Regions from separate parts of the Homo sapiens genome. Here all the other regions are linked to region 4. Evidence: chromatin loops called from intact Hi-C (ENCODE). Cell type or tissue: heart right ventricle. All regions are shown on one strand.

Region 1 (5,000 bases), 89 kb after region 4:
CAGAATATGCATGTTTATACAGAATATGTAGTGCATCAGCTATACCCACACGGCTTTAGAGAAACTGATGGAAAAATGTCACTTTCTATATGGCTGTTTACAAAGTGAAATTTAATAAGAAACAACAATAAAAGCTGAGTTTGGAGTTTTATTGTGTTCATCAAAAGGAAAACAATGTCGGTCAAGCACGAGGAGAACTGAGTTGTCCTTTATTTCTCCCAGGACTTGGATCTCCCAGAAGTAAGCAGAGAGGGATTGGTTCAGGTTTGAAGAGTTGATCTCACTCCTTACTGAGGAAGATCTGCACCCGAGGCCCTGTGTCTGTTAGCACTGGGGGTAATGGTGGCCGGGCCAGTGCACCTTGGATGAAAGCACTTTCTAAGGCAGAATGTACTTGTTAGCTGAAGTGCTTTCATTCACCTTGGGGGATGGAACTGCAGGGCTAAGCTTTGTTGTGTGTGCACACACACAAACACACAGAGACACATACAGGTATACACTCACACACGGAGACACACACAGACACGCTCTCACATCAATACACACACATGAGGCATAGGCATACATAGAAACACACACAGACACACTTACAAAACTCAGTTTCACACATGCACGTTCATACATTCTCACAAGCACACACGCTCACACCCCCTACACTTTTACACTCCCATGCACATAACTACTGACTCACCCACTCATATGCAAACTCACAACACTCTCAAACTTACACACATTCACACAAAAGAATATATTTGCAGATATCCACAGTAAAATATACCTAGTCAAACACAGACACCACCACATGTAGTCACTCACACACACACACTCACCCACACACCCACACTCACACACCTGCACTCACCCCCACACACACTCACCTCCACACACCCACACTCACACACCCACACTCACCCACATTCACACACCCACACTCACACTCATCCACACACACATACGCTCACCCACACACTCACATTCCCAAGGACACAGTCATGACTTGGTGGCAAGCACTTGTCCCTCTGCCCCTCTGTCCTGTGGACCTGCTGGCTTGGGGACAAGGTTATTGATGCCAGTGTACCCAGGCACCCACGTAGCCAGGTGTGGGGCAGGCACAGCAGTGTTTGTTTGTGGTTTCCTTGGGAACAGTAGATTAGGATCCCAGGATAGCTGAAAGAAGGCAATAAAGAGGCTCCCAAACAGGCTTCTCAGAGGGGCCCTCGCCTCCACCATGGGAGGGACGGATCCCGGGGATGCCACAGCCCATGGCTTTTGGCCCACAGCCCATGACCCACTGCCTTCTCTCCAGCCTTCTGTAGCTGCTAACGGGAGCTGCTCTGCCCCCTTCCTTGTCTCACTGTTGTCACCTCTTGTCACCCTAATCCCTGAGGGAGCTGCTCATTATGAGAGAGGGTGCAGCTCCTATCAGGAGAGGAGCCTGGAGCTGGGGCACCAGCTGGAGTCATCTCTGGGAGAGTTCCCGTGGCTGGCGCTGGCCCTCTCTGAGACGCAGCTTCTCATACACAGAGTGGGGGCTCGCTGGCCTTATTGTGAGGGCTACAGAGAAAGACCTACAGACAGGGCACTGTTTCGTGTTTATCCAGCTGATTCGAGTCCACACATTGGATGAGCCGTGGGCCTCCCCAGGAGTGTGCCTTGACACAGGGAACGCTGCCTGGTTCTTGTCTCATCCTTTCACGCCCCTGCAGCTCACTCAGCATCATGTTACAGAGCAGGCAAAGCACAAGGCCAGCGGGTGCCCATCTAGACTCCTGGCCATGCCACCGCACACATCCCAGCCATGCTGGCTGTGCACTGATGGGGCCAGGCGCAGCTCAGAGGCTTCTGGTTGGCGTCTGCAGGACGGTCTCAGGGGATGCAGTGCACCGGGACCCTCCCAGCCCTGCAGCGTTGGGTGGCTGCTCTCTCTGAATAAGTCAGACTGGCATGTTAAGAACATAAGTGCTAAAGAAGTGTTAGCTTCTTTGTGCCGAGGAAGGCCAAGCCCACCTGGAGTTGGCCCCGACCCACGGTGCTTCCCTCTGTCCAGTGAAAACAGTGAAAGAACCCCACAGTGCTGGGGAATGTGTGATCAGAGCTGGAGTTTGAGGTGAGGAGAGCAAGCAGGTGTGCCTTACTCCCTTACCTGGCTCCATCCACAGGAGATACCCTCCTGATGCATGGGAGGCAGGGCAGCCTGTAGATCAGTGGAGAGCTGTGTGCGCTCCAGCAGGGATGCAGCTCTGTGCACGGAAGCACTGTGCTTCTGCCTCTGCTAAGGCTGAAGAACAGCAAGTGACACTTGACTGTCCAGCAAATGCAGCTGATAGCACCGTCGCACAGTCCCCATAGGTTCCTTGGTGCTGAGCAGGCCGGTATGAGCATCCCCAGCCCGGCCGCCTCATCCTGTGGTTCTGTCTGTGGTCAGCTTACCTGCCTTAGTATAAGGGAGGAAAAGTGTGACGGAAATACAGTCTCTTTTCAGGGACTTCCTGTCCTGGAATCTGGTTTTAGCCACATTGAAAGAACAAGTGCCCTCTGTGTTCACTTGGTCATGGTTTTTGCTAAATGAGATGTTTGTACTTATAGAAATGATGAGTTTTCTCTTTATCAACAGGTGACTCTTTGCTTCTAGAATGTCCCTTTTTCTCTGGTTGGTGCTCCATGTGCATTTTTATTTGCAAATCCACTCCCACAAAAGGTCTTTCCTGAGACATTTTTGTCTGCATTTTGTAACAGCACATGTGCAAACAGACAGTAGGGCCTGTGACTGGTTCTCTTGGAAGAGAGGAGCAAGTTCAGTAGGATGCGAATGTGGAGGCTCAGGGCAAGGCTGCCTGCCATTTGCTCTGCAGAACCTGGGGGCTGCTCGCCCCCTACTGTTCCCCAGCTCACTTTCTTAAAAACGATTCATTTTATGCAGTTTCTATTACGTGAGCCGTAAGCTCTGTGGGGTTAGGGACCAGTCTGCTTCATTTCCAAGTGAAGTCCTGGCAGGAGAAGGCTGTCAGTGAAAATGTGCAGCACAAGTGATGGATGGAGTTCGACAAGATTGGGCGTGCCAACTTATCGCGCGAGCCGGTTAGCCATATAAGCCGTGGATGGTCTGGGGTGAGATGGGACTCGGGCAGTCCCGGCTTACAGAGCTCACCTCTCCTTTTCTGTAGGACACCCTGGGGCCAGGCCAGGTGGTGGGCCGTTATTGCACCCCATCTGGCCACAGAGGGATGTGGGAACACACAGACCTGGCTTCTGGACCAAATCCTTAAGTGGCTGCCGTCTTTAAAACTCAAGTTTCTGACATTGCACAAGGCTTTTCTTTTCATTGTCTCAACAAACGTGTGCTTCCAGAGAGTGAATTTAAAAAATGTATTATAGACTGTATTTTTAAGAGAGTTTTAGATTTATACAAAAATCAGACACTCAGGCCAGGTATGGTGGCTCACGCCTGTAATCCCAGTACTTTGGGAGGCCGAGGTGGGTGGATCATGAGGTCAGGAGATCGAGACTATCCTGGCTCACACAGTGAAACCCCATCTCTACTAAAAATACAAAAAATTAGCCAGGCGTGGTGGCGGGCGCCTGTAGTCCCAGCTACTCGAGAGGCTGAGGCAGGAGAATGGCGTGAACCCGGGAGGCGGAGCTTGCAGTGAGCCAAGATCGTGCCACTGCACTCTAGCCTGGGTGACAGAGTGAGACTCCGTCTCAAAAAAAAAAAAAAAATTGGACACACTCTTCTTCCTCTTCATATATAAACATTTTCCATTCCTGTGGTACATTTGTTACACTTGATTAGCCAATATTGATACAGTCTTAGTAACCAGAGCCCTCGGTTTACATTAGGATTCTCTCCTGGTGTTGTACATTCTGTGGGTTTAGACAAATGCAGAATGACGTGCGTCCATCCTTATAGTGTCAAGCAGAATAGCTTCATGGCCCTAAAGAGTCTCTGTGCTCTGCCTGTTCCTCTCTCCCTCCTAATCCCTGGCTTTCACTGACCTTTTCACTGTCCCATAGTTTTGCCTTTTCCAGAATGTCACAGAGTTGAAATCATACAGTATGTGGCCTTTTCAGAGTGGCTTCTTTCACTTAGTAATATGCATTTAAGTTTCCTCTTTGTGTTTTCCTGCCTTCATAGCTCATTTTTTTTTTCATCATGCTTGACATGCCATTGCAGGAATGCTGATAGTGAGTTTGAAAGGCAGGGGCCCTGATTCTTCGCACATTTCTTGCCTGCATGTCACATGTGGAGTGAGGCAACAAGATGCATGTGTGCACTGAGTAGATACCATGCTTGAGGGGAGATAAGTCACACCGCTCTGTTAACCATGGGGTCTCCTTGTCCGGCTGTTTCCGCCATCCTGTAAGGTTTTGTCTGTGACTCCTTCTGTTTCCAAAGCTGTTTTTGTTTTGTTTTGCTTTACATTTATTTGTTTACTTATTCTCTCATCCATTCATCAAACTTTAAAGGGGCCCTGAGAGAGGACCCCTGCCCCAGACATCCGTCTGAGTCAGAGCCATGGTGGAGTAATGATGTGTCCCAGACACAGGAACGGCCATGTGTCACATACTCCCTGAGGACTGGACTGCGTAAGATAAGCAAGAGGCTATAAATAGTTATCCTGGTAAAAGCCAAGATTACGCCGCCGCCCACTCCAAACCACAAGTACAATTAGTCAGATCTCTGAGATTCTCTACGATTCTCCTTCGGTTGCACATTTTCAGAAAACTCTTTGAGAAGGCAGGTGCCAGGGATCTGGAGGGGGCAGTGCCAGGAGAAAGCTAAGGAGTGAGGTCACTCACCAGGAACTGAATCCTGTTTGCTGGCGCCTGGCTCCTGAGCGGCCCCCCAGAGCAGCGCAATGCCTGCCTGGCTCCCTTAGCCCCTGCCCTGTGCCACTCTTCTGAGCTCCTCACGCGCCATCTCTTAATTCTCACCATGACCCTGCCCGGAAGGCACTATTGTTACCTGCAGTTTTCAGATGTGGAAACTGAGGCCCAGA
Region 2 (5,000 bases), 130 kb after region 4:
CCAGCTACTTGAGAGGATGAGGTGGGAGGATGATCTGAGCCCGAGAAGTCACTGAGAGGCTGCAGTCAGCCGTGATCATGCCACTGCACTCCAGCCTGGGCGACAGTGAGACTCAAAAAAAAAAAAAAAAAAAAAAAAAGGCAGCCTGGAACAGGGCGGTCTTTGCAGGCTTACCTTTTGCAGGTTTAACCTTAACCACAGATTCTACCTGGGCCTCCCTTTTCTCTTTCTCTTATTTGGGTGTTGAAGGCTGTGATAAGAGCATGCCAACAGGGACACAGGTGAGGGAGGCATGGGCTGGGCAGAGGCTGGGTGGGAGGCTTTGCTGTCTGGGTTTTTTCACCCTGGAAAACAAGAGAACAAAAGAAGCAACTTGTGTTTCTATCTCATGGAAACTCTAATCACTAAGGGCTTGGATTTGATTGACATTGGCGATAGGGTCCACAAGGAAACCACAGCTTGGGAAGGCTTCTGAGGACGTGAGCAGGCAGCTCTCTTTTCAAAACACCTAGAGAGTGGAACCTTGCCTCTATTAAAAATACAAAAAAATTAGCTGGGCATGGTAGCAGGCACCTGTAGTCCCAGCTACTTGGGAGGCTGAGGCAGGAGAATGGCATGAACCTGGGAGGTGGAGCTTGCAGTGAGCTGAGATCGTGCCACTGCACTCCAGCCTGTGCAACAGCAAGACTCTATCTCAAAACAAAACAAAACAAAAGAAAAAAACACCTAGAGAGTGAGTTTGCAACACAGATTTGCAGGACTGGTGCCTACAAGTAGAGAGAGTTTTTTAAACCTTATATGAGGTTAGGATTTCGGGTTTCTCAGGAGCCAGGTTTAATATAACCTATAGCAAGTTAGTTTCTCAGTCATCCTTCAGTCATGAAATGCATTATGGTGCACACACAGGGTTTAGATTTGTGCAACCCAAGTGTAGGTGTATTGTTTACTTTCAAATAAAGACTTACAGTGACATTGTATCCCTGAGTCTCCTCTTGACAAGCACAGTATTTCAGAAACTCTTGGCGGCAGTTCCAGTTCAGTATGGGGCCTGGTTCTCATTTTAGTCCAAGTCAAAGCAGCTGAGGGGGTTCTACCCCAGTGTGTCAGGGGGACCTGTCATAGGCATGTCCTCTACTTGGTTCCAGATTTAACCCCTGAATGATTCAGGGGGATTTTAGTCACATGAGATCTCAGACGCTGACTTGGAAGTGATGGAAGGGCCATAGTTTCTCTGCCCTTTTTGGCACGGGGCTAGAACAGCTCCCCCAAGCAAGAGTCTTTTATCCTCACTGATGTTCATGTGATTCAGGGGCAGCCTGTGCAGGAGAGGGTGTGGACCACCTGAAAGCCAGGAGATGGAAGGAGAACAGAGTTTTGGTGTCAGAAGGTGCTACTGCAGCTTAACTGTGGGATTCCAACACGTCCGCCCACCAAATCCTCATTTCCTCATCACCATCCCTATGTTACCAACCTGTAACATGTAACATAGGGGTGGTGATGTCTGCTTACTGGGGTTTCTGCTGGGCTCCGTGCAATGCTCTTCAGGGTTGTGCTATGGAAGCTGCTGAGCACCACATGCCTTGGAGGTGGCCAGACCTGTGTTTGCACATCTGGAGGCATGAGGTGGACAGATGCGGGTCTGGGGCTGGGGATTTGAGTGGGTGTCAAGCTGTCTGTGTTTTTGGAGGGTGGCCCTGAGCTGTGCTGGGTTTCTCGCCTCGATTTTAAGTGGATGTAGACTTACATAGAAAATTGGGTATGTTGGGGGACGGGCTGAATTCCTCCTTCCTGCCCCTCTTCCCAATACAGAGGTTAAGGAAGGGGTGTCTCTGGGCAATGCTGGGACACTTTACAGGAACCCTGCATTTCCGAACACTTCATGTAAGCAACTTTGTGCAATTCAACACTTTCTGACTTTTCACCAGCTCAGGTGCTGGGGCCTCCCTGTGGTGATAGCACAGATTACAGTTTCCTCCATTGGCCTTGACCTTAGAAATTATATAACTATTGGTTTAAAAGGTTTTTTTTGTTTGTTTTTTTGGCAGTGGTTGCAATTTGTATGGTTTCGGGGTTTGAACATTGGAGTTACTGTATCGAGGCCTATAATGCTGAATTGGATTCAGAGACTATTGGATTGAGAAGATCCCGTGGGTCTGTCTGACCTGCCCTTCTCACTCTGCAGCTGAGGAAATGGGCCCTGGGTTCCGTCAGGGACAGCAGAGTCCTCATGCCTTCTGGGACCCTTCCCTCCTTCCCTCCTGCCGTCAGGGCCCCGCCTGAGGGACGGTGACACTCCTACCCCATCACGTTGGTGCCGGCAGTGAGCAGTCACGTATTTGTGTGGTTGTCATCTTGGAATGATGTGTCATGTGAGAGTTAAATAGTTTTGCCCCATGAGTTATATAATGCTGTTTATATGTTAAGTTGCGTGCCAGTCTTTCACGGTCAAATGATAAGCGTGACATAGGGTCTGAAGCGACAGCCCACTTGTAGGAACTGGGCCAGTGTACTCCAGCATGGCATTGCAATGGGAGTCACTGTATTTTGGATGCGTGGTCTGGTGAAGATGTGGGACACATATAGTCAGATCCTGGTGGGTTCATGTAAGACCCAGGACCATGGTCGATCAAACTCCTTGCTGTTCTCCCCTGAGATGTTGGCTTATTGAATACTTTTTTGAATTAAATGGGACCCTGGTTAAGCTGAGTTTCCCCATAATGAGATTGGCTCTATTAGGATTGCATCTGAGCTGCTTGAATTTGAGTGTTACATGTACAGATTGTATGAATTAACCTAAACGGGTTTTTGATGTATCATTTCCTTACCTTTTCGGAGACTTCATTTTAGTGCATTCAGTTTACTCTGGGATTGTATTCTAAATACTTTTTTTTTGTTGTTTATTTGTTTGGGACAGAGTCTTGCTCTGTTGCCCAGGCTGGAGTGCAGTGGCACGATCTTGGCTCACTGCAACCTCCTCCTCCCAGGTTCAAGTGATTCTTGTGCCTCAGCCTCCCGAGTAGCTAGGATTACAGGTGTGCGCCACCACGCAGGCTAATTTTTGTATTTTTAGTAGAGACGTGGTTTCACCATGTTGGCCAGGGTGGTCTTGAACTCCTGGCTTCAAGTGATCTGCCCGCCTCGGCCTCTCAAAGTGCTGGGATTACAGGTGTGAGCCACTGTGCCCGGCCGTATTCTAAATACTTTTTATACACACTGACAAGTTGTCCTCTGAAATCTTGCATCTGTTTATATTTCATCAAAACTTTAAAAAATGTTTTCAAGATTTTTATTTTTGCTGCTCTACTAGGCAAAAGAGTAGTCTTCTGTTTTGTAGCTGTCTAGTCTGAGCTGTGAAAGGCTTTGGGTTAGGGCTTTGAGAAGATCAGAGGAACATGTTTGGAGCCTCCTGCAGCTTTGTGGGCATAGGGGATGAGCAGGGGGTGCAGCTCAGATGTCAGGGGTGGGCGGGGTCTGGAGACCACGGGACTTCACTTGACCAGGTCTGCCCAGCACGGGCAGTGGCCATGCGGTGCCAGGCTGGATTCCAAGCCATTGACAGAATTACCTCAGTGAATCCCTGGACAGCTCCATGAGACTGGCCCTGTCTGTTACTATTCTCACTTCAAAAGGCAGGAGACAAAGAAGTGGAGTGGCCAAGGGGCTTTCCCGGGAAAAACAATGAGGAGGTGGACCCAGGGCTGAGCTCACCGGCACCTTGGTGTAGAACTGAAGAGCACGCCCCTAGATCCTGCCCCTGTCTTGGGAGGCTGAGACGATGATCTCTGTGGTTTTGGAATTGGCGCTAGGCTTTGCATTGGTATGATTTCAGGAAAACATCTGTATTGTTGGTCTCCGAAATATACATAGAATTTGTTTTCTGTTCATTTCTTGCCTAAGGAGTCCAGGTGAGCTGCACCTGCCTGAGTGGGATCCCAGGTGTGATCGGGGGTGTTGATGCCTCTGATGGTGGTGTCTGTGGGCCTGCTTTGATCGGGGAGCAGGAGGAGTGCCGGAGGCTCTGTGTCCCCCCAACTCGGGGGTCTCTGGGCTCCTGTGTGCAGCATTACCTGGCTTGGGGCAGAAAGAGACTTTGAGGGAGCCCTGTAGTGGGTGTCTGGGTTTCCCCATTCACCTCTGCCATCTGACAAGATCGCTTCCCTCTTTGAGTCCCAATTTCCTCACTTCTGAAATATTGAAGAGCCTTCTTACTCACACAGTTGCTGGGCATTTTTCCTGAAATAGTAGATCTCTGTCACCATAGTATATAACAACCCTTACACACAAGGAAGAGTTATATAACTATAAAGTAATTATAACCCGAGTCTTTTCTCCCTGTTGAATAGGCTCTTTAAAAAAGAGTAGGTATGACTGAGAATTCCTGAAAGTCACTCATTAATTGGTTCTTTCAAGTAAATAATAGCAGCCATGATAGTCATAGCGCTGGTGTCATCTGGCACCTCCTGTGTTGGAGGGCAGGGCACTGTTTGCAGGCCAAGCGATGCCTACCTTGCCCTGACTGGAGGGTGGCCTCACTGGCTCCTGTGAAAGCCCGTCCTGATGCTGGTTAGTGGCACTGCGTCCTCTGGTGAGCTGAATCACACAACATGGTGTAGACCCTTCTGAGGTGATAAGGTGGGCTTGTAGTTACGATTGACTTGCTGTTTATGATTAAACTGTGGAACGGCTGTCATTGTTCCCTCTCAGTGGTGTCTGTGTCATGTAGACTGGCAGGAAAGGAAACTTCAAAATGACCCTTGTTTTGTTATTTGCAGGCTCCAGGGAGTTCCACGCTGTCCAGTTCTCTCTGCCGTGATAAACCTCTGCGGTGAGTGTCTGTGTGGGTCATGCATTCCTGTGTCTCTGGCTGTAGGTCAGCTCTCTACAGAGGAAACTTGGGCATGGCATCATTTTCTTCTGTAGAAATCATAATTTCTGCTTTGGTTGTAAACATTGCCAATCAAAGGTGATACAGGCCAGGTTTTCTGTCCGTTTCTAAATGC
Region 3 (5,000 bases), 78 kb after region 4:
ATGACAAGAAAGTATATATATTTTCTAAATTTTCTTCTGAGAATGGGGTCTGCTCTTTTAAGCAAACAAATTCCATTTAGTGGGCTTAATTAGTGCCTCAGACTTAGCCTGAGGCCCACCTGAAAGTGGTTCCATATGGCTAATGGCAGAGCCGTGGGCTTAATATTTTCTGACACTGGAATCCAAGTGCCTCTTGCTCGATGCTGCCTTGGTTCTGGCCAGCTCTGTGACCTTTCCCCTGACTGGCTGCCCTTCTTTCTACTCCCCCCAGCCTCCTGCATTTGCACAGGCTCACCCTGCCTTGGCTCACCCCACAGAGGACTTCCGTAGTCCTGGCCCACATCGCTGCAGCCAGGGTATCTGGGCCTAGGGCAGAGCTGGGTGCTGCAGGTGTCCCTGCCTGCTTGGTCTTGGACTTCTGATGTGATTTCCCACAAGCCCCTGACGAGCAGGTACAGATGCATCCCCAGCCCTCCGCCTCTCTCACCTGTGCCTGGCGTTCTGTACTGCGTGTGCGTGGACTCTCCCACTCAGACTCTGTTTGCGTTGGCCACCATCGCTTTTACTCCCGCTTCTCTTGAAACACGTTCTGGCCGGTGGTGTGCAGATGAGGGTTTATACCCTGCTGGGGGTGCAGCGGGCTGATTGGCAGCCTCTGCTGATTCCCCTGGTGAAAATACCTCACCTCCCCCCGCCTGCTTCCAAGCTACCAGCCTGACATTAATCAGCTTGAAACACTCCTGAAAATGCCATTTGGCTCCAGCACCTCCTGCCCATCAGCTCTGGTCACAGGGGAAACGTCCCTCCTTCCACACATGTGGCCCCAGGTGCTCTTTCTGCTGACTCTGGCTGCCATCTGCAGGAGCCCTTGGCCCCTTTCTAGAAGACCCCAAACTCTGTATTCCCCTGTGTGAGCTCACATCCTGTTCAGTGATGTCCTTTTTTGACGTGCTTATCTTACTACCCCTTTTTTCAGACCACCATTCAGTTTTTGAACTGCTCAGAGTCTATAATGTATGCTTCCTCCCATTATCCTGTCACCCCTCCTCCAGGCTCACTGGGGTCCTCTCCTCTCCTCAATCCAGGGCCTCTTCACCTCTGGGCTTCTGGGCTGGGTGGCATCGGGGCCTCTCCCCAGCCCTGTGGCACCGTGTGCTCCTTCTGGATCACAGCTCTTCCTCTCTGACCCTGCCTCTGGCTCTGTCCAGGTTAGAAATCCACTTGTCATAATGTGTGTGGTTTCGTCCACTGCTCTCCTGAGTGGTCTGTCCTTACCCCTTCCCTCTGCCGAGATGGAGGAGGAAGGTGTGCTGCAGTTGGGGAGCTGCAGAACGGCCTGTTCTCTTTCAATGTTTAGACACCATATGCAGTGCATCTTTTTAAAATTTCTACTACAGTCATTCTTCCACATGGATGCCACCCACCCTGGCATCTAGCAATGTCATCTCTGCAGAAGCTTATCTCCGGGACTTTCTGGCAGTCCTGGGCCCTGGCTCTGGCTGGGAGACTGCATTCTGGCTCTGAGTGTAGGTTCCCAGTGGGATCTTGTTCCTGAGACCTCTCTATGGCCCGTTCAGACTCAGGTCTTCCAGAGCCTGAGTTCAGGCTGGGAGAGGTGTTGGAAGCCCGCCCCTGTTGGGACATAACCATCCCTGTCAGGCTAGGAGAGACCTCTGCAGGCCTCGTCCTCAGGGCGGGGGTCGTGGCCCTGTGCCCACCATACTTCCAGATACCCCACTCTGTCTCGTGCAGCCCCTGCCCCAGACGCTGCCCTCTCATGTTGTCAGCGTGTGTGTCCATGAGTCTCAGCCCCCTAGACCACAGGACAGGCACTTAGTTGATGTGCGGCACTGAAGCCTGTGCTCTCTGGCGACTGCACCAGTGTTGCTGTGCATGCGCCTTCATGCCTCTCATTGAGACATGGCTTCACGTTCCATGGGGAGAAGAACGTTTCTTTTTTTTTTTTTTTTTTTTTGAGACGGAGTCTGGCTCTGTCGCCCAGGCTGGGGTGCAGTGGCGCAATCTCGGCTCACTGCAAGCTCCGCCTCCCGGGTTCACGCTATTCTCCTGCCTCAGCCTCCCGAGTAGCTGGGACTACAGGCGCCGGGGAGAAGAACGTTTCTAATCAAACCGCTGGCTTTATTTTTGTGGGGCTACTTCTGAAGGGTAGGTTTCCTAGTGAAGCCCCCATTTCTTCTTTTTTTCAGCCACATTTTTATCAGCGGGGCCAAAACCCATAACGAAGCATTCAAATCCCCACCTCCAGATTTTGAATTGTAAAATAAAACTTGTTTCACCATGGGTTTCCCCTTCCCCCCTTTTGTAAAGCAGTTAATTTTAGGCAGGGATTCAGGAAGTGCCTACTCCCATTTTCTGTCAAGCACAGAAATAGCTCGCGGGGCGCCCTCTCTCCGCCTCCCGGGAGCAGCTGGCGGAGTTCATTTTTGTGTGTTTCTAGGCATTTCAACTCCTGCCTTTCTGCGCACTGTGTGTGTGTCTGTGCACCCTCAACTCCAAATTACCCTGGAACTTTCCGAAGCCCGCAGGCTTCCTTTCTGTTCTTAATAAAGCGGTGTGCAAGGATCTGAGCTGTTAACCCTCCCTTATCACTGGAAACTGCCCCCTGTTCAGAAGGTCTTTAGAATAACAAACTCACAACTGTGTCTTTCAGGGGAGGTGGAGTGGATAGAATGGCTGAATGGTTGCAATACTGTGATGTGAGAAATTCTGCTTTCAGAATCTTTATCTAAAACCTTTCGCTTTTTCAGAGGTTTCTTTACTTCTAAAAAGCATTTGGAGGGGAGTCGATTGAACCTCAGGAGGTTGGTTAGAAAGCTTAGCACTGCCCAGCAAGAGCTGGAGTGGCCCAACCTTGAACAATGGGTGGGGTCAGTAGGAAGTAGACTTGTGGGCATTTTAAAGGTAGACCTGTTAGGATTGGCATACCCACCCGGTGGGTCAGAGGCACGGCTTGTGAGTAATCCTTAGGTTTTGAATTTGAGACACTGGGCAGAGAGGAATGCCACTGGCAGGATTTTGTGAACAGGGGTGGAAGTTTAGCTTTAGACCTGCAGGAACCAGTTTAGGTTTCATGGAATATGTTTATGTGGACATTAGAGTTAAATGGAATGCCATTATCAAGATTTTGTGAACAGGGGTGGCAGTTTAGCTTCAGACCAGCAGGAACTAGTTTGGGTTTCATGAAATATGCTTATGTGGACATTAGAGTTGGCCAGTTGGCCATTTGCAGCTCAATGCTTAATTTTAAAAGATTTGATAAGTTGTGAGCTCTTAGGGTTTCTCATGTTTTCTTTTCTTGTCAGCTTTTTTTTTTTTTTGAGACGGAGTCTCGCTCTGTTGCCCAGGCTGGAGTGCAGTGGCGCGATCTCGGCTCATTGCAAGCTCCGCCTCCTGGGTTCATGCCATTCTCCTGCCTCAGCCTCCCAAGTAGCTGGGACTACAGGCGCCCGCCACCATGCCCGGCTATTTTTTTTTTTTTTTTTGTATTTTTAGTAGAGACAGGGTTTCAGCGTGTTAGCCAGGATGGTCTCGATCTCCTGACCTCGTGATCCACCCGCCTTGGCCTCCCAAAGTGCTGGGATTACAGGTGTGAGCCACCGCGCCCGGCCTCTTGTCAGCCTTCTTTAGAGCAAAGGACAGTTGGTAAAACCCAAACTGTTCATCATGTGATTGTTAAACACTCTTGCCAAAATGTATTTCAGGGAAAATTTCTCTGGTGCCTACCTTTGTGGAATTTACCATTTTCTTCCCTGAATAACTGTTGTATGTTTATACCTTTTCTTCCATTTTAAACTGAATTTCGAAGGCAACTGCTAATTCTTTCTCATCTCCGAGTGCCCCGAAGTGTGATATTTGATATGCCATTCTGCAATGAATGAATGAATGAGAGGTTGAGACAACTGACCCAAAGTCTGGCGAAGTGACCAGCTCACTTATTTGTGCTATTCCTTTTCTTTACGGATGACCACTGAACATTGACTGTCAGAGCTCTGCGCTTCACTCTGGAGGGTGGTTTTATTCGAGATCTGGGCATCCCCTCCCTAGGGGTGACCACTTCCTCTGCCTTGTCATTAGCAACAGGTCAGTGGAAGCCAGGGCTTGATATGAAGAGCCTGCTATTGATTTCATATGGAAACCTCAGATGCCACAGACCCCCAAGAAGCAGGAGCTGGGGGTGGCATTAGCTGATGTCATCGCCCGAGGCTCTGCTCCCTGTGAGCTCAGTGCCGTCCTGATGAACGGGCCTTGGCTCTCACAGGCAGTGGGAGCTCCTCCTGCTCCAGAGCTCCATGTCCGGAACCCCGCCTTTCTCAGCATGAGGCTGGCGTGGTTGAAAATACAAACACCTGCTTGCCTGCTCCCTGGTGGATGTGGGGCCCACCCCTCATTTTAAAAGCCTCGGAAAACTGTGCTTTGTTTTAGTGTTACTGCCTCCTTGGACCTTTTCCTTTAAAATAAGAAGAGGATATTACAAAATCACAGGAGCAGAGGGTCATAACATTTCTGTGCTCTTCTCTTGAAGCAGAAATAAAAGCACATCTTATTTGTGTGTCTCCTGAAGAAGGGGCCTTGCCACTGGGCCTTGAGGCACAGGCACCTGCCCAGTAGGAGGTGGGCAGGTGGTTTTCCAGGCAGAGGGAGCAGCCTGGGCTGAGGCTCACAGGTGGGAGGTAGGGTTAGGCAAGGGAGTTGAGCCTGGACTATGTTGGCTGCAGGTGAGGAAAGAGGATAAGAAGAGATCAGGTGTGGGGAGCTGACAGTGCCAGGCCCTGGAGTCTACCGTGCGGCAGGCAGGGCAGCCTGCCGATATGCGGCTGTGTCCTCCATGAAGGCCTGCGCACCAGGCACATGGGCTCCAAACCCAGCCTTCCTGCTGCTGGCCAAACAGAGAGCTGTGGTGAGGGGCTGCCCCCACTGTGGGGTGGCCAGAGCCATGACAGAAAGCCAGTGTAGGGTGGACATGAGATGATGACTCCCTG
Region 4 (5,000 bases):
ACAGAGGTTCATATTTTAGCCTTCTTGTGTGCCATATGTTTTCTGTGCTTTTTTAATTTACCAAGCTGAGATCATACCATATGTATTATTTTGTATCCTGCATTTTAAAGTCAATGTGGCAGTATAAGCATTTCCCAATCCAGAAATAGCTCTGCATAAATATGACTGCTGATGACAGTATAGTACTCCAGTATGTGGATGTACCATGATATTTGGACTTCACTATTTGTTCATTGATCATTTACATCCTGTGTTATGCTTGCACATAGGTCTTTGGGCAGATCGTAGCTAGTCATGCTCTTGAAAGGATTTCTAGCAGACTCTTTGGCATCAAAGAATACAAACATCTTTTTTTTTAAGCTTTGGTAAAACATGCATAACATGAACTTTGTCGTTTTAATCATGTTTAACTGCGGCAGTTAGGCGACATTAAGAACCTTCACGTTGTGCAGCCATCACCACCCTCCAGCTCCAGAACTCTTTCCATTTTGCAGAACTGAAACTCGGTGTCCCTTAAGCACTAACTCCCCATGTTCCCCTCCCCCCAGTCCCTGGCAACCACCATTCTACTTTCTGTCCCTGTGAAACGGACTACATCGGGTGCCTCATACAAGTGGAATCATACAGTATTTGTATTTTTTGTGATTTGTTTATTTCACTTAGAATACTGTACTCAAGGTTTCATCCATGTTGTAGCATGTGTCACGATTTCTCTCTTTTTAAGGCTGAATAATACCGTGTGTGTGGGGGTGTGTGTGTGTGTGTGTGTGTCTGTATGAATAGCACATTTTGTTTATCCATTCATCTGTTGATACACTTCAGTTACTTCTACCCTTCGGCTGTTGTGAATAATGCTGCTATGGACATGGGTGTATAAGTCCCTGCTTTCCATTTTTTTTTTGGTGAGCACAAGCTTTTTGGAACTCCTTAGTATATATGGTCAAATTGCAGTTGAGACATAGGGTGCTGGCTGGATTCTCACGGTGTCCACCCGCTGTCCTTAAACATGGCTAGGTTATCACCCCCAGGGTAAAAACCAGGCCTGCAGGAAAAGGAAGAGGGAGACTTCTTACCAAGCTATTTTGACAGATTGTGTAAACTCTGTGATTAATGGGATGAGAAAGCAGGAAGAATGTCTTTCATTTAAAAAAAAAAGAGCCTTCGGGGTTGCTTGGTTTTATTTTCAATTAAAAGGGTCTGATTTTGTTTCTGGAGAATGGTTTTAATTTGGATAAATGGTTCAGTCTGGGAACCACATGCCAGAGCCTATGATCTATGAGTGCAATTACTCAGGGTTTCCTCGGCTGCTTTTCTGAGGGAACGGTCCAGAACTGGGCTCGCTCTGGTTTGGCTCTGTTAAAACGTCGATGCAGGCCCTGGGCAGTTGGAGTGAGGCGGTTCTTGTGATCAGTCCTTGAAGTGCAGCCATAATGCCCTCCCCATAATGCCTTCCCCAACTGATGGTGGTTAATTTTTACCCTCTAAGAATGTGTTCACAATTCCAAATCAGGAATGTCAACAGCAGGCTGTCGTTTTCCCCTCCTTGGAACATGTTGAACCAGAATTACTGGCATCTTTTCCAACGTGGGCATTTGCAGAATTGGTGGGATTTGGGGGCTCAAGGAGGAGGCAGACTCATCCTAATGTTTCTCCTCTGGATTACTTGAGGTCCCTGGCCGGGCAGGCCTGCAGGCCCAGAGACGGGGTGGTGGGTTGCTCTATCTGGAGTCAACTGGTGTTTCTTTCCAAGAGGATGCTGGGCTGGGGGAGGTGAGGGACTAAATCCTGGGCGACTTTGCAGAAGGACCCGTCGCGATGGAGGGGCAGCGTGGGCAGAGGCCCTGGGCAGGGCCACCTGCTGTGTTCTGGAGTAGCAAAGGGGATTTGCAGAAGGCAAAGAAGAATACAAAGACACAAGGTAGGGTGTTTCACCCTTTCGGAGAACTGTGGCAAAGCCCTGGACAACTTTCCATGGCGCTTGTAGATTTGAGACCAATGCCCCAGCGACCTAGCGGGCTGGTGGGAGGCAGCGTGGAGGGCGGCAGGGTGTCCCCAGGGTGGGAGGTGGAGAGAGTCTGCACAGAAATTTCCAAGAGCACAGCCCATAAGGGAAGAATAGGCTTGCTCGTGAGGTGGGTGAAGGCATTGCCCTGCTGGCTTGTATCAGGGCGTTGGCTCCTGGGTCCTCAACAAAGGGCATATTAGCATAATGAATAGTTAAGTTACTTGGTTGGGCTTCAGTCCTTGGGGCCGTGGTCTCTTTCCGAGGGAAGGACTGGTGGGTGGGCCCCACCTCTGGAGATCCAGCCTGCATTGGGACCACGTGGTTTGAGAAATGTTTTCCCAAGCCTGGGCCACACGTGACCCTTGATTTCTGGGGCAGCCCTGGTGGCAACTCCCCACATATCCCTGTGAGGCCTTTCTCATTTTCCACTGGCAAGGATTCAGGTGTAACCAGATTATTCTGATGAAAAATTTGAGTGAGACAGGTAACCCGCAACACACAGAGTTGCTATGTTTTGCTCTTTTTTTTTTTTTTGAGACGGAGTCTCGTTCTGTCGCCCAGGCACGATCTCAGCTCACTGCAACCTCCCCATCCCGGGTTCAAATAATTCTTCTGCCTCAGCCTCCATAGCTGGGACTACAGACGTGTGCCACCACGCCCCGCTAATTTTTGTATTTTTAGTAGAGACAGTGTTTCACCATGTTGGCCAGGCTGGTCTCGAACTCCTGACCTCAGGCGATCTGCCCGCCTCGGCCTCCCAAAGTGCTGGGATTACAGGCCTTAGCCACTGCACCCGATCATGTGTTGCTCTTTAACTCCCCACCCCCACCTCCATTAAATAGGAATAATCCAAAACATAGGTCATCGAGAGCATACTGTGCTTTTAAGGCATTTTGCTTATTATTAGTAGAGATTTTGCGACAACTGGAATGGTGTTTATTCACTTTTTAAAGGCTCACTCTTCTCACAGGATAACAGAACACACGATCATTCATTTTCCTCTTCCCACGAAGGTGTTTGCAGCAGTGGGCGTGAGAAGCATAGTGTGTGTGTGACTACCGCGCGAATGGTTCTCCCAAACCTGGATCCCGACCTAGGCGTTGCCGTTGCCGGTCTCTGGGTGTCACCCTCCCATTTATGACTGTAGTGACTTCTCAGAACGCCCTGGAGGGATGGCCTTACTCCAAATGGTCCCTCGGCTGCCGGGCTATTTGTGAGTAAAAGATGTTTGTCAGTGCTGCTTCTTTTAGAACATGCCCATTCCACATCAGCTCAGCTTGTCGGGTGTCTGGTTGTCTGTGCGGAGCCCATGGGGAGGTCTCTGCAGCCTCACACCTAGCAGTGAGGTGGCCCCTCTGCGTGGTCATGCCCTGCGGAGTTGCATTCCTCTCCCTGATGGCTGGCTGCCAGGACCTGTGGGCCCTGGCGGTGAGAGGAGTGGGAGGTGCTGTGGCTCCTGCCAGGCTAGCTCTTCACAGACTGGGTTAGTTCTTCCAAAGCATAGTTCCCTGGGACACCACGCACGGGGCAAGCACAGCTGTGTGGCCAGCGGCATGCTGACAGGGCTAGACACGCACTGGGCCGCTTAATGCCGACCTTGGCCTGTGAGTCTGTGACCAGGACTCTTGGTGAGCGGCCAGCTGGGGGCTGTTGGTGCTGAGTTCAGCTTTGTAGCCAAAAAGGTTCCAGCTGATTTCCAGACAGACCCGGCTTCCGTTTTCAATGCCAAGATGAGCTGGGCGAATGAGTGGGAGCGGACAGAGGCTTTTGGCCGACTGTGATCGCTATTGTCTGGAGTCCCCTTGACCCTCTGGAGGTACTGCCTCTCCTTTCATTTGTACACACTGGTTTTTCTGCACGGTTTCGCCTCTTGTCAGCTCTGGGGACACCAGCTTTTCCGTTTCCCATACTGCCAGATGGCTTTGAGCAAACAAGAGGAAGTCCCCAGCGTGGGTGCAGCCTGTGGCTGCGTTGTCCTGCCTGTTTACCCTGGGGGTGAAGCGGAAAGGGAGCAGGCTTTGCAGGAACCCAGGTGGCACCCCTTCTCGTCCCTGCCACTTGTTCTCTTTGTGGCCCTGGGATGGTCCCCAAACTTCTCTGAAGTGGTGCTGAAAACTGTGTTGATAGCACGGACCTCACTGAGCTGTTAGGAGTAGCTGTCGACACTGTGTACCCGAGGTTCTTTCCAGTGGAAACCAGGTTAGCCTTCGATTCCTTTTCTTTCATCTGTGGTTGGTCACCCTTTTGAGAGCTCTGACCCCAAAAGAAGTGTTTTTCAGATTGGCCCAAGTTCCTCCACGTTGGGCCCCCCAAGACAGACTGACTGAGAAGGGAGTGGAGCTGTGGGCCTCCTGAGTCCTTCCCAGGCTATGTCCCTTCCAGAGTGGTCCAGGTGGGACGCTGACTACCAGAGGCCTGGCCCTCTGTTCTGAGGCCCAGTTAGCCATGGCCTTCATCTGCTCACATTCTGTGGGATTGGGTTGTGTAATTTTCGTTGTATCTCTCTGTCCTCATTAAATCTGAATTCCTCCAAGGACAAGAAGGCTGCTGCTGCTTAAAAAAAAAAAGAAAGAAAAAAAATGATAAGAGCTTTAGAAGGAGCTTAGAGTTAGCTACGTGTACTTGCCAAGGTGTGACATCACTCAGAGCCTCCATTCCATCCTCTGGACAGCCAGGGGCTGGCCTCCCAATCCGGTGCTCACTGGGCACACTTCACTATGGGAGGGGATAGTTACACATCTAGATGAAAACATTCTAGAAGTGATTGCTTACGAGGAGAGAGGGAAATGCCGGCACATTTTCCCAGGCTTTTGTTCATGTTTTTATTAGGGCCACAACTTTCATTCTTGGAGTTTTGCTTTGTAAATTATTCCTTTAACTTGCAGAAGAGAACCATTTACAACTCATCTTACAGACTTGAGAATCTAGCCTACTGATATTTCCTTGGAAAATAGCCACATTGCAAGTTGTTGTGTTATTGAAAGTTGATGACAAA
Region 5 (5,000 bases), 120 kb after region 4:
TTCATCGTCATGGATTCATCATCTGGCATTTGGGCTCCTTGAGCCCGGGCTTGAGCCTCTTTCTCATGCATCCTGTGAGCATGGCGTGTGTCACTCCTGGCTGCCCCACCCACCACACGCAGTGTGCCTCCATTTCTCTGCCCAGACTCTGTCCTCTGAAGGAATTTGCTCCTCCTGCCCCACCTCTGCCACAGGCGCCCACTTTGTATCAGATGCTTTCTAGCCATCCTGGCCTATCCCAAGAGCTGCCCTGATGGATCTGCAAAGTGGCCGTGGTTTCTAGAGCTGGAGACGAGCTCTTCTTCTCCCAGGTGCCCATCGCCGCCACCTCTGGCACTGCCTTCTCTCTCCTTTATGGGGTCTTAAATGTGTACTTATCCAGCACCTCCAGGACAGGATTCTCATCCATTCAGTTTTCAGTCCATCCTGGTCTTTCCCCTCTGTCACACCTGCATTCTCCCTGCAGTGCCTGAAATGGGCTAGCCCTCCTGCAAATACTTGTTTGCATTTGTGGATATGAAAGGGAAGCAGGGCTGCTCAGAGCCCTCTCTGCTTGTTGTTTCCAGGGTTATCCATATGAATCTGATTATTGTGGGATAAACTCCAGGTTAAGGCTGCTCTGTCAGTGTCAGTGCAATTCATTAGCTCTTCATTCTAAAGCAAAAGCCCTGCTGTGCCCTTCTGGGTGTGGAGGCAGGTATGGTCCTGGTCTGAGTTGGGGTGATCCTCTCAGCATTCTCTGGGCAGCCCCTTTGCCCATCAGAGTTGGCCAGGCTGGGGTGGGTGAATTAGGCCCTTCCCTCAGCCTTGCAAACATTGAGCTATTGTATGGAACCAGCTGGCTGCAGGGCCAGAGACCTATCTCTGTGGCCCATGGTGGTCAGCATCTGTGGGTCTTGCCCCCGTCAGCACCCCCGACATCCCATGTGGACAGGACCAGGTATCTGTATGCTGGGGGTTTGGTGGGGCTGTCCTTGGGATGCCTGTGCTGTGCCCTGAGGGGCTGGTTTCCAGGCTCTCTGCAGGGGGATCTGTGTGAGTTTGGGTGGGACATCTAACAGGACAGAACGCAGCTCTGCAGGGCATACTCCAGAGTGGACTCAGCATACATAACCCCTCCCACCTGCTGCAGGGCACTTTCAGACTCCGGAGATGACTGACATTAACACGGGCTCATTAACAATGTTGTCACCTTCTAGAGAAGGCACTTCCCTCCCAGGCCGCCCTTGCTAACTTGCTCGCCTATGGATGGGAGCCCCCTGCCTGGCTCTGCCTGGCTGGCCGCTGCCTGCAGTTGAGGACACTCCCATTGGGGGTACTTTGAGAGAGCTGGCTCTCTAGGGCTCGGCCTGTTTTCTGTCACCATGAAGTAAGGAATAAACTGGCCTGTCCTCAGGGTGCCACACCCTGCCCAGCTGTTGCCCCCCCAGAGCAGCCCCTCCCCATGGCCTTTCCTCCATTGTAAAATGCGGGAGTTGGACTGGAAACAACACATGCAACCCTCCTCTCTCCCCCAGGGCTGATGATGAGTGCTGCTGGCTTGGGCTTGGTGCCTTGAGGCATCTTCTTAGTCCCCACAGAGATCCTGGGAGGCTGGTGGTGTTGTCAGCTAGTTTCACAGAGGTGGAAACCAATGCTCGGAGGAGTTAAAGTCCTGTTTAGTGTCTCCGGGTCTGATGACTGTGGCCAGTAAAGGGACAGGTGGTCCTATTTTGACCCCCTGCCGTCACTGCTGTGTCTGCCCCTGCCAAATGGTGGGCAGGTGGCAGGAAGCGCAGGCTGCCTTGTGGAGCTGAGCCTGGTCTGAGCAGTGCACCCCTGGCTAGTTATAAACTGGGGCCCCCTGTTTGTGTTCAGCCTGGAAGGAGACACCACGTGGTTTCCAGTGGAATGGGCGCCCCCAGAACACCCTGCCCACTGATAGGGTTATGCTGGGGGCCCAATGAGGCCCTCCCCACCTCCCCTCCCTTGGTCCACTTTTCTATGTGAAGAAATGTTTTCGTTATGAAATAAGTGATAAAAATAAAAGAATGTAAGTGCATGTAAGATGTTACAAAAAAGCACACACAAATCTCCCTGTCAGTTAAAGGGACGTGACTGACCATGTAGTCATGAGATCAGTGAGATCAGTTTAAACAGCTGCCTGGGTGAGTCTAACAGCTGAGGACACGATGTGGCCCGGGCTGGCCACCCTTCCTCTTAGCTCTGAGTGCTAAGTGAGGAAATAAACCCGCCTCGGGCAGGTCCGGGACTCTATGTCACCAAGATCTGCCGTGTATCCGGCCTCCATCTCCCGTTTTGTAACTCAGAACCGTCTGGTGCCTCATTCCCATAACTGAGGTTTCGCTGCATACCTTTCCTTCTCTCTGGCCTGGCCACTCTTGTCTTTAACCCTGTTTTTGTGCTTGTTTATTGGTTTGGTTTTTATTTTAAAAATTTTATTTAGTTATGTTGAATTCATTCGATGAGTCATCTCAAATTCTATTTGGAATGAAGTGGAGCAAAAATGAACTAAGGAAGGAAGTGGTAAAGGAGAGAATGGGGTTGGGGGAGAGGAAGGAAAGAGGGAGGGAGGAAGGCCAGTGGGCATCAGGCATCTGTTACCTGGGATACAGAGGTGAGTAACCTGCCCTCCCAGCAGCTCGAAGTAGGTTTTGTTTTTCCTGGGGGAACTTTTGAGAGGCGGTTCTCCCTAGTGGCTAGTCCCCAGGAAGGCACAGCCACTCAGCTTCCTGGTCAGAAGGCTCTCCCGGAGAGCGCTGTTCTTGTTCCTGTCCCTCAGGCCCTTGGCAGGCTGGCCCTCGGCAGGCTGGCCCTCAGCCCCGGGCGGACATTGTCCTGTGAGCTCCATGCCTGCGTGCTCACCGTGGGGCCGGGCACACCTGCCAGCTGCTCCTGGCTGTGGTTCTGGGGACTCCCACACTCACCAGGCTCTCCCACCTGGTGGGCTATTCCAGCTGCCTCCTTTATGCCCAGAGCTGCCGAGACATTAACACGAAGAGGGGTGTGCTTGACTAAAGCAGGGGAAGGAGCGAAACGTAGGAGGAGCTGTTTCTGGAAGGGAAAAGCAGCCCTGGCCGGTGGTCCCTGCCCAGGCCCAGCACAGTAAGTTCCCAACTCCCCACGTGCCGCCTCTCGGCTGGGCTGGCACTGGGCACTTTGTCTGTCCCTGGCCACCCTCCTCTGTGGCCTCCGGTACTGGCTGCTTTGCAGTGAAGGGGCATTTCCAAGTCATTTTTCCCCTTTCACTTCAATGCTGCAGATGTTCGGTGGGACCTTGTGTCCTAAGAACCATCCGCCCCATCTGCCCCTTCTTGGGAAACTTATTTGTGAGAAGAGCAAAGGGGAGCTTCCGACTTCTTTGGAAATGCTGACATCTCTGTGTCCTCCCTGAGTGTTGCTTACCTCTCCCTGCTGCCAGTCTTCCTGAGCTGCCTCCTTCCATATGGTTCCAAACCAGCCTGAGCTCCTGGCCAGGGAGGCAGGATCCTGTGACTATTTCGTTACAAATAAATAGAGATACAATCTTAGTCTGTTGTTTCTCATAGTTGAACATGAAGGTAAAATGACAAGATGACTTTATTTTAGTTTCCCACCCTCCATGGGGTGTACTTTCTCTGGCAGTTCTTAACGATTGCTGCTTATGTTTAAAAGCATTAAGCAGAAAATCAAGTTGGGCAATCCTGACAATTAATTGGTTCCTGGTATTCTTGTTCTGGAAGGGAAAAAAATGTCTTATTAACTGTGTGGCTTTGGGAAAATCACTTACCCTCTCTGAGCATTGTTTCTCCTACTGTTAAATGGGCATTGTGGTCACAGCTGGTTTTGTGATCTAAGGGGGATCCTAATAACTTGTGGATAAAGTGCATTTCCAGGGCCTCACAGAGGCCTGACACAGAAATAAGATGATGGAATAAGTAGCTAATATTTCTTTGGCACTTATTACTGGCCAGGCACTGTTCTAAGCCCTATGTTTATGTTTCCTTATTTAATCCTTCCAAGAATGCTGTTTCTGTCTCCCTTTTCCAGATGAGAAAACTGAGTCACACAGAGGGCAAGTAAATTCCCAAGATCAGACGGCTTACTCGAGCAGTAGAGCTGGCTGCCTACCCAGGCATTAGTATTACAAAGAGTGTGTGCTGAACCCCCAAGTCGTATGTGCTGGGTGGTGGAGGAATCAATGAAGGATGAACAAATAAATGCCTTGAAATTTGCCAGCTGAATGTTGTTCAGGTTGTTGCCTTTGAAAAAGATTTTACATTTATTTCTTCTCCATTTGCTTGGTGAAACAAAAACAGAATGTGCAGAGGTGTCTCAGCCCAACCTGTTTAATTGTCCTCACCTCACACATGGCCCGGCAGCTGTGATCTGTGTCTCTCGTCACCGGGCTGTTCATAGTCCTGCTTCCTTGTGGATTTATCCGTGGCTTTTGTTTCTTTTGATTTATTTATTTATTGGAGATGGAGTCTCGCTCTGTTGCCCAGGCTGGAGTGCAGTGGCACCATCTCGGCTCACTGCAATCTCCACCTCCTGGGTTTGAGCGATTTTCCTGCCTTAGCCTCTGGAGTACCTGGGACTACAGCCACATACCACCACGCCCGGCTAATTTTTTGTATTTTTAGTAGAGACAGGATTTCGCCATGTTGGCCAGGTTGGTCTCGAACTCCTGGCCTCAAGTGATCCATTTGCCTCCACCTCCCAAAATGCTGGGATTACAGACGTGAGCCACTGTGCCTGGCCTTTTGTTTCTTTTTACAGAGCTGTTTACACTGCTAGTTTTCAGGGCTGGTCAGGCTGCTAGGAGCAGCGCACAGGCCCTGGGGACACCCAGGGGAGCTGATATTCTCTTTGCAGGCTTAGGCCTTGCTGGGATTCCTAACATGACGTCCATAAAAGGGCTGCTTTTTCTTATTTTTTAGACAGCGTCTCAGGCTGGAGTGCAATGACATGATCTTGGCTCACTGCAACCTCCACCTCCTGGGTTCAAACAATCCTCCTGC
Region 6 (5,000 bases), 140 kb after region 4:
GGCCCTCTCCTCCTCAGGGCTTCCTCCTTCATCACTGAGGCGGTGTGCTCTGCAGGACCATGGCTCCTTCCTTTGGAAGCCACTCCCAGGCTGGTCAGCGCATCCTGAGTCTCCTCTCTGGCCATCCTTCCCCTCTTCCCCAGTCCCCCTTCCCCAAAGAGACCATGCAGAGGGCCTGGAGCCCTGGCCAGCACCTGTCTGTGGGGCCTTGTCAGGGCCAGAGCTCTCCCTGCAAAATGGCTATGGCAGGGATCTTTTTCTTGTGCAGGGTTAGAAATGAACTGTGGGTCACAAAGCAGCGCCCCCCCTTGTCATAAACAGGGCTTGCTGGGTGACCAGGACAAGCCCCCACCCTCCACTTTCCTCACATCTCTGACTCTGAAGTGAGAGGGACGTTTAGTTAATTTTTAAGGCTCCTTGCTGCTGGAACATTATTATTATTATTATTATTATTATTATTATTTTCATTTTGAACTACTTGAGTATTTAGCAAGGTTCCACAAATGGCTGTGATTTTTCAGTGAACTTAGGCCATGGCTTTTGGCCGGGCATGAACTCAGCCCTTTCCAGGCCTGGGGCCACCAGGCCATAGAGGAGGGACAGCCTTCCCCACCATGTACCACCTCTCTATCGGGTCAGTTTGTGTTGTCAGGAGCAAGACCGTGATATTTATTTTATATATATGTGTATATATATTTTATATTATATATTTTATACGTGTGTGTGTGTGTGTGTGTGTGTGTGTGTGTGTGTGTGTATCCTATATGTTGGGATATTTTGTAGCCATGAGAATTAAAAAAAAATAGTAACACAGTAAATCGCCTGGTTTAATACTAGTTGAAGAAGTAGAATATAGACTTTATGTGTAAGGGTTCTGTATGCCATCCTTATCTTATTTATTTTATTTGTTTTTTATTCTGTGACCACACAAGTCTGTATTTTTCAATCTTTTCTGATCCTCGGTACCTGGAAGGGAAACATCATGTAAAAATGCAATGTGTTTTCTGCTTTCATCTCTGATGTCAAGGATTTGTCTAAAAGCTTTTTTTCCCCCTGATTTGTGAGTGTGAAGATTTTAGATATTTTTTTAAAAAATTAGTATTAATTAAAATTAAATAAAAATTAAAGTATTAATTTTTAAAATATTAAAATCTATTTTATGCAAGGCAATTTTTCCTCTCTTTTATAGGTATTAAACCTTTCAGAAAAGAGATATGACCTTACGAAGCTTAACCCAAAGGTACAGAGTTCATCCCTTTATATTCTGCATTTTGTAAAATGTAAACAATGCTTATTTTGTGCAAAAATAATTTGCTACTAGTCTTTGTGGAATGTGACTTGATAAGGAGTATTAGGAATTGTTCATATCAATTATTTTAATTACTTTTTTTTCAGTTTGAAATAGTTAGAGATTCGTAGGAAGTTGTGAAAATAATACAGAGATCTCCTGTACTTCTCACCCAGTCTTTCCAGTGGGAGAATCTTACAACACTAATAGTGAAATATCTAGGTCAGGAAGTTGGCATTGGTATAGTCCACGGACCTCACTCACATTTCCCTGGTTTTGCGTACATGTGTGTTTCTCGGCATCGTGTGTATAGATGATAAATACTAATATATATGTATAGAACAAATCTATACACATGATGCTTCCTCCTCCCGCCTCCTGGGATCTTTCATATATACTGCATATATATATGCATGGAACAAATCTATAACAAATATATGTATAGAATAAATCTAAACTGCATCATGTGTATAGATTTGTTAAGCCACCACAAACAAGAGACAAAACATTTCCATCAGCATGGGGCTCTCTTCTGCTAGTATCTCTTTATGGTCATACTAATCCACTCCTTTCATGATAATTTTCATTTTTTAAAAAATTTTTAAAATTTTTTCAAATTTTACTTTAAGTTCTGGGATACAGGTGCAGAACGTGCAGGTTTGTTACATAGATACACATATGCCATGGTGATTTGCTGCACCTATCAACCTGTCATCTAGGTTTTAGGCCCCTCATGCATTAAGTATTTGTCCTAATGCTCTCATTCCCCTTGCCCCTCACCCTTCATGATCATTTTCAACAGCAAAGTTTGGGATAATTTTAAGACTGAGTCAACATAAGTTGTGGTACATATATGTATGTATATTCTATATGTTGAAATATTTTGCAGCCATTAGAGTAACAAAGCAGAAACATGATAAGTTGCCTATTTTAATACTAGTTAACAATAGTAGAGTATAGAATTTATGTATAATAGTATCTCAATTATGCTAAATGTATACAGAAAAGAGACTAAGGGATTCATGAAAACATTGCAGTGGTTATCTTTGAGTGGTGGCAGGGGTAGTGACTTTTCCTACTTCCTGGCAACTTTCTGAAATTTCCAACAGTCTTACACTATTTCTACGACTTTCATCATAAGATAGAGCTCCTTGTCCTCGTCCTACTGACAAAAGGAAATCAAAGGAAAAGCAACACCCCCGTGTGGCCACTGTGGGCCACTGTGGACTTGTGTGTGCCTCAGGACGCTCAGAGCTGCAGTTCTGCACCGAGTCACTGTGTCTTTAGCACATGGTGGTGATTTTCTTTGTCCAAGCACCAAACTTAATTAGAGTTTTGAAGGTGCTTCCTCCTTAAGTGCTGCCTTTCCAGGAGATTGTCTCTGAGGTGTTGTCCGCACGGTGTGGGAGATGGCTGGCTGCACTCTCCAAACTGGGATTTTAACCCGAGTGGGGAGATTTTGGCAGCAGCTTGGGCCTAGGACTCCTGTTTGTGATCTCACTGGACTGCAGCCCCGTCCACACAACCTGCACCATCAGCAACTCAAAGACCTTTCTAGAATTGTCACCCCAGCTGCAGAAGAGCAGATGAGCCCCTGGAAGAAGAGGCATCACATGGGCAGTATAATGCTTTATTTTTTCTTCCCAGTGAAGGAAGTTGATCCTCATGCTCACTGAGTTTTAGGAAAGGGTCACCCAGCATGTTCTTTACTCCCAAATGAAATGTACTGATGATGAAAGAAGTCATTGTGAGATGGCCTCAGAAGGTTTTAGGAAATGGAAACCGAGGAAGCTCCCCTTTCTTGTTGCAGATCATGGATGTGGGCTGGCCAGAGCTCCACGCACCGCCCCTGGATAAGATGTGTACCATATGCAAGGCGCAGGAGTCCTGGCTGAACAGCAACCTCCAGCATGTGGTCGTCATTCACTGCAGGGTGAGTGCGCCCCCTCTCACATTTGGGGGTCTGGCTGGGCTTCAGCCTTTGGAGTTGAGATGGAGACCAATGCTGCATCTGAGCACATTTCCGCTTTGAGCTGGTGCGATGTGCTCCTTATGGGTTTGTCTTTAGGTTTTCCTACTTGCTCTTAAAGAAGGAAACAGAGTTATCACACCTCCCCAAGTTTGGCTTTAGAATTTATAGGATTGTGGTCCCTGAATGTGTAGCTGGACATTTGAAACTGTTGACCCCAAATTGACCACGATTATGAGAGCAAATCGTTTCATTTTTATTAAATTTTATTTTTCATGGAAAGCCCTCCTTTTCAAAAGAGCTATGTATGCCCTTTTCAGATGGACTGTGTCAGACTTTCCATGCCATCTTGAGTTATGGTAATCAGTTGATGGACTAGATGATGGCATGATGCCATTGCAGTAAACGTGTTGTCCTTTCCACGTGGAGCCATTGCAGTGCAGACATGGCCTGTACATCTTCACAGAGTGGCCGGGACTGTCTGTCTGTCAGCCCCAGCAGGGTTGGTGGATGCCAGCAGCCCAGGTGCATAGCTGGTGGGCACTCCTCCTCCTGGCTGCATCGGGCTCCTTCCATGCTTCCTCCTCCCACCTCCTGGGATCTTTCCTCTTAATTCCCAGTTTTCTCAACTGCTTTGTACTGCTCCTCAAATGTGATTGTTGTTGAAAGGGGTTGGACTGAAAGCAAACTCACTGAGGGGTAAGTGTGTGAAGCTTAACCCTCCTGCCAGAAACTTACTATTAGAGAAAAGCTCTTATTCCAGTCACACCTTGAGTCAGGGAGGAATCCTTTGGGAAAGGATGTAGCCAGTGGGCTGGGGTCACTGTTCATTAATGGGCAGCTCCCTATTTTGTGTGTTTGACAAAGCATTCTTAGGACCATCAAAGTATCTAGGAAGTGTTGACGGTTCAAGATAGAAGTTTTTTTTTTTTTTTTCTTCCGGACTCTTTTACACTAAAAAACTGCACAGAAATCCATTGTATTATGGAATTTAGTTTGAAAGAAGCTTCCCTTTGAGTTATATTAGACTCTCAGTATATCTTTCCTGCAAAGGCACTAGGTAGGCTGGCTTGTGGATGGTGTTTACAGCTGTAAGGCATATGATGACCACTTGATGTGCAGAAAACTTCCATCGGGGCACACAGATGTTATTTGCTTCTCTCTAGTGTTGTCTCTTTCCTCACATCTAACTTGATCATATTTTCCCCCCAAATGGACAGGTACACCCATTAGGACCACCAAATCGTCCGTGATGACCTGATCTTTTCAAGTATTATTTTAGATTATGGATCCTTCACCCAAATTGTGTTTTGGTGCAAACTAAGAGAGAGAGAGAGAGAGAGAGAGAGAGAGAGAGAGAGATAGACAGACGGACTTTTAAATAAATATAATTCTTGTTAATTAAAACAACCTATGCTTTTCAGGCTTGGTGTGGTGATTTTGACACAGTGAGCCTGATATTGATGGATCATCATTGCCCAGGATCACGTAGCAAGCTGTTCTAAGCAGCATTCCTGAGCTGTGAGCCTGGGCCCAGCAGCAGCACCTGTGGAAAGTGCAGGTTCTAGGGCACACCCAGACCTGCTGCCTGCTGCATTGTCAGAAGTCTCTTGGAGTTGCTGGACTTGAAAAGTGCCATCCTTGGCCATTTATTCCATTTTAGTTGTTGTTCACTTCAATTTTTTAAATGAAATTGAAAGAAATGATGAGATTATTTAAAACATATGGGTCCTAGTGGGGACC

Evidence for each region. A loop is a pair of places that touch in the nucleus more often than their neighbours do. Peaks named below come from ENCODE experiments on the same cell type or tissue, not always from the same donor. Only the 100,000 strongest peaks of a DNase experiment are listed, where the experiment ranks them.
Region 1: a loop joins it to region 4, with 2.3 times the contacts of the local background. A loop is called at or near these places in 27 of 110 quality-filtered maps.
Region 2: a loop joins it to region 4, with 3 times the contacts of the local background. A loop is called at or near these places in 52 of 110 quality-filtered maps.
Region 3: a loop joins it to region 4, with 2.8 times the contacts of the local background. A loop is called at or near these places in 20 of 110 quality-filtered maps.
Region 5: it touches region 4 in a loop (2.8-fold over the local background); 47 of 110 quality-filtered maps call a loop at or near these places.
Region 6: it touches region 4 in a loop (2.2-fold over the local background); 35 of 110 quality-filtered maps call a loop at or near these places.

What each region holds. Positions count from the first base shown.
Region 1 is chr7:47,481,892-47,486,891 of GRCh38, reverse strand. The region is part of intron 3 of TNS3 (tensin 3); the gene reads left to right. Among named protein-coding and RNA genes, the nearest start is that of SNORD151, 20 kb to the right of the region's middle. RefSeq lists an enhancer at 4,354-4,901. In heart right ventricle, a CTCF peak has its summit at 2,850 (motif pointing left); DNase peaks (open chromatin) are centred at 1,117 and 4,597; H3K27ac peaks cover 4,194 bases.
Region 2 is chr7:47,441,828-47,446,827 of GRCh38, reverse strand. It overlaps TNS3 (tensin 3), which reads left to right. Exons shown (of 31, transcript NM_022748.12): 5 at 4,773-4,825. Among named protein-coding and RNA genes, the nearest start is that of SNORD151, 20 kb to the left of the region's middle. In heart right ventricle, a CTCF peak has its summit at 1,941; no DNase peak of the experiment used is centred here; H3K27ac peaks cover 1,204 bases.
Region 3 is chr7:47,492,166-47,497,165 of GRCh38, reverse strand. All of the region lies in intron 3 of TNS3 (tensin 3), which reads left to right. Among named protein-coding and RNA genes, the nearest start is that of SNORD151, 30 kb to the right of the region's middle. RefSeq lists an enhancer at 2,986-3,577. In heart right ventricle, CTCF peaks have their summits at 2,236 and 2,440; a DNase peak (open chromatin) is centred at 2,444; H3K4me3 peaks cover 658 bases; H3K27ac peaks cover 3,245 bases.
Region 4 is chr7:47,570,398-47,575,397 of GRCh38, reverse strand. All of the region lies in intron 1 of TNS3 (tensin 3), which reads left to right. Among named protein-coding and RNA genes, the nearest start is that of TNS3, 9.2 kb to the left of the region's middle. In heart right ventricle, a CTCF peak has its summit at 3,117; DNase peaks (open chromatin) are centred at 537, 3,597, 3,993 and 4,663; H3K4me3 peaks cover 867 bases; H3K27ac peaks cover 4,462 bases.
Region 5 is chr7:47,451,038-47,456,037 of GRCh38, reverse strand. All of the region lies in intron 4 of TNS3 (tensin 3), which reads left to right. Among named protein-coding and RNA genes, the nearest start is that of SNORD151, 11 kb to the left of the region's middle. In heart right ventricle, no CTCF peak of the experiment used is centred here; DNase peaks (open chromatin) are centred at 2,227 and 2,777; H3K4me3 peaks cover 1,498 bases; H3K27ac peaks cover 3,830 bases.
Region 6 is chr7:47,433,503-47,438,502 of GRCh38, reverse strand. It overlaps TNS3 (tensin 3), which reads left to right. Exons shown (of 31, transcript NM_022748.12): 7 at 1,190-1,240; 8 at 3,099-3,221. Among named protein-coding and RNA genes, the nearest start is that of SNORD151, 29 kb to the left of the region's middle. In heart right ventricle, a CTCF peak has its summit at 2,491; a DNase peak (open chromatin) is centred at 2,512.